Linked DNA regions of Homo sapiens: region 1 is linked to region 2. Evidence: chromatin loops called from intact Hi-C (ENCODE). Cell type or tissue: dorsolateral prefrontal cortex. All regions are shown on one strand. Each heading gives the region's core, and the rest is flanking DNA. Links, peaks and the distances in the headings are about the cores only.

Evidence for each region. A loop is a pair of places that touch in the nucleus more often than their neighbours do. Peaks named below come from ENCODE experiments on the same cell type or tissue, not always from the same donor. Only the 100,000 strongest peaks of a DNase experiment are listed, where the experiment ranks them.
Region 1: a loop joins it to region 2, with 2.3 times the contacts of the local background. A loop is called at or near these places in 3 of 110 quality-filtered maps.

The regions. Positions count from the first base shown.
Region 1 is chr12:81,758,014-81,760,930 of GRCh38, forward strand. It overlaps PPFIA2 (PPFI scaffold protein A2), which reads right to left and starts at 1,337. Exons shown (of 33, transcript NM_003625.5): 1 at 1,267-1,337; 2 at 387-494. RefSeq lists an enhancer at 197-1,135. In dorsolateral prefrontal cortex, for the core only: no CTCF peak of the experiment used is centred there; DNase peaks (open chromatin) are centred at 658 and 1,488; H3K4me3 peaks cover 2,324 bases; H3K27ac peaks cover 1,920 bases.
Region 2 is chr12:81,643,423-81,646,339 of GRCh38, forward strand. The region is part of intron 4 of PPFIA2 (PPFI scaffold protein A2); the gene reads right to left. Among named protein-coding and RNA genes, the nearest start is that of PPFIA2, 110 kb to the right of the region's middle. In dorsolateral prefrontal cortex, for the core only: CTCF peaks have their summits at 1,296 (motif pointing right) and 1,496; no DNase peak of the experiment used is centred there.

The DNA.
Region 1 (2,917 bases), core at 319-2,818, 110 kb after region 2:
AGCCTCTGTCCTCGGGAAATATGATTATCACCTTTAATGGACACATTTTACACTTTCTTTACCCTAGTGCATTTACGGACAGCCAGAGCCAGCTCAACCCACACTACTGGACAGTTATCTCTCAGCCACACCCCCCACCACCTTGAAGAAGTTGACTTCATCATTTCCACACTAAAATTGTTCATCCTGCCCAACAGGACACAGCCAAGTAGGCAGGAGGTAGAGAGATAGGAGATGGAGAGGATGAGGTGAAAGCAAAAGGCACCTAACGGTAATCAACAAGGAGGAATTTGCATCTCATCTTCCCTGGGGGCGGGGTGGGGCCGGGGAGGTGGTCAAAAAATACAGCGAAAGGAGACAGTAAAACTCAAAGACAGCTTCTGTACCTAATGTCTGTGATTTCGGGTCCTTGCTTCTTCAATTGATCAATGACAACCGCAGTCTCCGGCTTGAGGAGAAGGGAGGCTCACACCCAGCACTCCTGGACCATTTCCCTAGCAACGGGAGGAGAAAGGCAGCTCAGACACACGCGTGCCCCGGCGCCCTCCCGGAACGTGCCCCGGCCCGGTGGCGTGGCAGGAGCTCGGCATCTTCCCGTGGCTCCGTCAGCAGCCAAAAGGAGAAGCGTCCATCGGAAAAATGGCATATTACAAATTTTGCTTTGGGAAGCAAAGCTCGGTTCAGACCATTGTCAAAGGAGGAGAGGGGGAGGCGGCTCTTAAAGCAGCCGCGGCCCCTTTGCCAGAACAGCCGCAGCTCCCCGCGTGCAGCTGGAGCCCCGGGGCGGAGACCGGAGACCGGGGACTGGGTTTGACTTTCAGAAACTTAACCACGCGGCGCCGCTCCCCCTCCGCGCCCGGGCCACCCGGGGTGTGTGGGGCGTCCCTCCAAAAGAAAGCTTGGAGAAAAGGCGTGAGAAGTATCTGGGAGAGAAGTTCTCCACCCAGTCTCCCCTCCTGGAGCCCCTCTGGAGTTTAAGGCTAACCCTGGGAGTTAGAAACCTAAAGGAAAACGAGTCCCTAGGGATGCAAAAAGCAGGACAGGTCTCCTCCTGGCCCCCAGCCTGTTTCCGCGCGCTCCCGTGTCTCGTTTCACTTAAAGGAGGCGCTTTTTCTCTGGAAAGGCAAACATCACCCCACGCCGTCCCCCGGCCCCCCTTCCCTCCCCCCCGCCGCCCCCCCGCCGCCACAGCACACACACCCATTTTTCTCCTCCCGGCCTTTCTGCAAGCCTCTTTGCTTGCTTCAATTGGCCGGAAGAACCAACCTGCTGGCAGCCGGTGAGGACGCTACAGCATCTTCTCTCCTCACTTGCCTCGTGCGGTGGCTGCTACTCCTCCTCCTCCGTCTCCTCCCCTCCTCCTCCTTGGCAGCCACCACCTCCTCTTCCTCTGGAACAAGGGCTTCCCCTGGAAGCTGCTGCAGTGGTTTCCACCGGCCCTTAAATAAATTCTGAAGTAATCACGTCTTTGCTCTCCTCCTCACGCACACGCGCCCGCGGATACACTCGTCTCCCCCAGAGCCGCTCCCGGGCTGCCGAGGCTCGCTCTGCTCCCAGTGCCCCCTGCGAAGGCGAGGGCCAGGGATGGGCAAAGTGGGAAGGGGGCACACGCTTCCCCGCCTGGGCTTCTTTCACACAATGGGCTCTACAGCCTTCGCTTGTGTCAGCCTGCGCTGGTGGGGATGGGAACGGACTTGGGCACCTTTTGGCTCCCCGGTCTTCTGTGCTTGTCATTTCTTTAAGCAGCTTTCTTCCCACTGGGCCAGGGCATGGTAGTCATGGTTGTAGGGACCTGAGCCAATCTAGGGTGTGGCGGCATCTGTCATTTCTCATTACCTCTTCAGTTCTTCTTCATTCATATTGTTTTGGTAATGGGAATTGTATGTTAAGTATTCCCTGCCCGAGTAAATTTTAGCTTTGAGCAGAGTCTGGTCTCTCCATCGCGCTCCAGTCCCCCTTATATCTCCACCTCCCTTTACCTACCCTCTTTTCTTTCCGTTGCTGCTGTCCATTCATACAGACTGAGGAAGCAGGAGACAAAATCAGTACCTACTCTGAGCAGAAAGGGAACGTTTCTGTGAGGGAGAGTCACGAATCCTGCTGGGTTTGGTGAAAATGAAGAGGACATGCATGAAGGAATTGGAGGATTAAACACTGAATATATTTTGGGGGTTACTGAAAATATTCTGAGTGTGCTACACGAAAGCCAAAAGACGTGTTTTACTTTTGTGTAACGCCAAGAGTCCAAAGTTAACAAAGAACTAGTATGTAAATAACTGTTCACTTAAAATTAACTACAATATCCAAGAAACAATCTTTGTTTCTGAGGGAAGTATTTAATTCAGTTAGCGACTTTACAATGGAAAGTGGGGTAAAGCTCATGTATTTACCCAACTTCTATTCTAGACTGTTATTTAAATTTTACAACACAACACAATCCTATAAGAAGTATAAAAATAATACGAAAATTCATTAGATGTCAACTGGAGCACTATTTCTCAGACATAATGTGCATACAGATCATCCATGGATCTTGTTAAGTTGTAGATACTGATTCACCAGGAATGGGGTGAAACCTGAAATTCTACCCTTCTAATGACTCCCAGATGGTACTACACTTGAGGAGGAAGGGTCTAGACCACCCAATCGACCCACAATTTGATGTGGCTTAAATACCCCTAACTACAGGAAACTCTTCACCTCACAGGATAGCCTAGTCTATTTTCAGACAAACTTCATATTGTAATAGCTTCAACATACTAATCATATATCAGTACTCATAACTTTCACTCTCTAGAATTCTACACAAAACATAAAAATTCCTTATACATGAGAGATATTCTTATTTTTACATATAGCTATTATGTCTATTTTTACAAGAATTCCTTCCTTATTAAACCTTGGTTTGAATTTCCTT
Region 2 (2,917 bases), core at 248-2,747:
GTTCTTTAGACTCTGGAATACTTTCATTAGATGCAACAAATTATGAATGAAAATAAGTCGAAGTAGAATGTTTACTTGAATTACATTTGGTAATAAGAATAGAGAGATAAATATTGTTATAACCAATCAATCCTGGTGGGCAGGATTATTTGAGTTATGGATCTTGGGAAAAAATAACGATATACAGGTTGGATGATGTGACAGTGAGATGGTTTCTTATCAGACTGAGTAACTGAATTTGGAGTCACCTGAAGGTAGGTTATCAAAATCAGGTGGGGAAAATCTGGCTCAACAAAATCCCATGTTTAAAACAATATATAATTTCATTATAAAATATTTTATTATTCTGCGATTTTGTCGTAGAAGAGTGATATGACTTGAGGTCTTCAAGTAGTAAGGTAATTTGGCATTCTAAAGCATAGAGTGATTTTAAAAGAGATAAAATCAATGTTCCTTTTCTGTTTGGGGAAGGGCTGTTTTCCAGTTCTGAGCTTCCCATTAAAAGAGGAATAGCAACAAACTTTTCCCCAATTTTCGAAAGCAAACTGAGATGAATTGATGTCAAATGGGAAACATTTAAAAGAACCAGCACCTTGACCAACAAAAATGTCAAGTTTTTTTGAATTAAATTCCATAAAATGTTATGTGCATTAAACATATGCTGTTAAAAATACAGATAATACACCACAGAAAGATTCTATAAAAATAATCATTTTTAAGGATACAGTAGTGTGTTGTATTATACCTTTTACATTATGATAAAATTTACTTTTGCTAGATAATCTATACCTCAGTATGGGTAAATGATGCATTACTATATTCTATTGTCTGAAAATCCATCAAGACTCACTCAGGCAAATAGAAATGATGTTTACATGAATATAGCTATCACATCGCTGGTTATATGTAAGTTGGTGAACACACTAAATATATCCCCTTAAGTTTGGATTCCTTATTTTTAAAATAAAGCTTTTCTAGATTAGGTCATATTCATAGTTCCTGATAGCTCTGTTATTTTAAGCTAAATCTTAGTTCTAAGATAATTAATACTTATAAAAAAGTAATCATTAGCAAGTACAATATTGCAGACTTGTATTGAGTCATAACATGAAAAACTGACAAAATTTTCAAATTCTATTTTCTACCTTTTTAGTTTTTTCTTCAGAAGTAGTATGGTGCTTTCTTTCTATACTAATTTAAAATAAATAAACTGTCAGTAATTTAAAACATTATTATTCTGTTAATATTTGTTTTCCATTTTCTGTAACATGGTTAAGCATGTGTTCCCACAAGGTGGTGCTCTTTATTTAAAAATTACAACAGGAAGCAGTTTTGTTCTATGTAAGCATAGTGCTCAATGATGATACAGATTGAGCATGATTTTAAGTCGCTAAATGAGCAGTGAAAATGCATTTATTACTGAAAACTTATTTTCATTTGATTTTTATTTTTTAAATGCTAAAAGTATAAAACATTTTGGTAGCAATTTCAGTTATTAAGAATTTAGAGGTTTTAAAAGTTCAGAAAATGCATAGTAGCCATAAACAAAAACACAAAGGGAGGAATAGTAAAAATAAAATTTTGGCTGGAACAGAAATTCTTCTCTGGAAATAAAGAAAAGCTAGAATATAACATAGAAATACTATATTTAAACCTTCTAATATTAAACTAAGTACAGAGGAGTCATATACTAAGCACACTTTTTTAACCTGAATTTAGGTATTCAGAAGGAAAAGGAAATAAAGAAAGAGAGATAAAGGGAAAGAGAGAAGGAAGGAAGGAAGGAAGGAGAAGAAAGAGAAAGAAGGAACTTTTAAAAAGAAATTGAATAGTGGTATTAATTTTACTCATCATATTTTTCAAATATTATATTTCCTGACTGTCTGGTCCCTCAGTTCCTTCAAGACTCATACAGTTTTACATCTCACCCTGCTGAGGCCCAACTTAATGTTCAATATTTTACATGATTTGCTTACACCACCCCTCAGCATAAACCAAATTATTTTTCTGGTAACCACCTAAAGGAAGAATAATATGCACCAATACTGAAAAAAAATAGATAAGAGTTTTATTTCTACTTCGGATGTAAAAAGTGTGAAGGGAATATTGATCCCAGGCTAAAAATGAGAAAGAGGTAGGTAATTCTGAAAAGTATTATTTTTTTCTTAAACATTCAGAAAGCTGAGTACTTAAGACGTCCCTCTGAGATGAACAAAATTCCAAAGGTTGACAAGTTCCTTTGAGGAAAGACAGGACACACAAACTGTTTAATTATCAGCAGAACATGGAGCCAAGTGAAAGCAGCCATAAAAGTGGGTAGTAGGGAGGCAAGTAACATTTTAAAAATTCTTAAGACCTAGCGTGGGCTATCATGAGAAGTCAGAATTCCTGAGGGCACCATTCCAAGGGAAGTCTGCACCTGCTTGGACACCAGCTCTTTTACAAGAGGGGTTCAGCTACTCCTGGAGACAGGTAGGAAAAGAGAACAAGACAATCTGCTGCTAGAGGAAGGGCAAGATCCTGTCTAGCATCCAACATTTAGTCCTGCTTTGATAACCAAAGCCATCTGCCCATGGGAGAGAGACAGGAAACCCTTCCATAAGACGCAGGCAAAGATTGGCTGCACTGGCAAAGAGACAGGAGACACTCTTACCCCTTCCTCCTAGGCCAAGGTCAGCTGCCATGAAGAAAGGTATAGAAGTCTTACTCCTCCAACCAGCCCTTTACAGTAGGAAAAGCCATCTGCTACTGAGGGAGGAGTAAGACACCAACTTAATTCCAGAATTCTACAATGATATAGTATATTGCTACAGGGGAAAGGCAGGAAATCAGCCTGTAGAAACACCCAATCATTCAAGGCAGAGGTCAGCTGTCTTGAAGGAGGGCTAGAAAACTTGATTGCACCCTAGACCCTCTA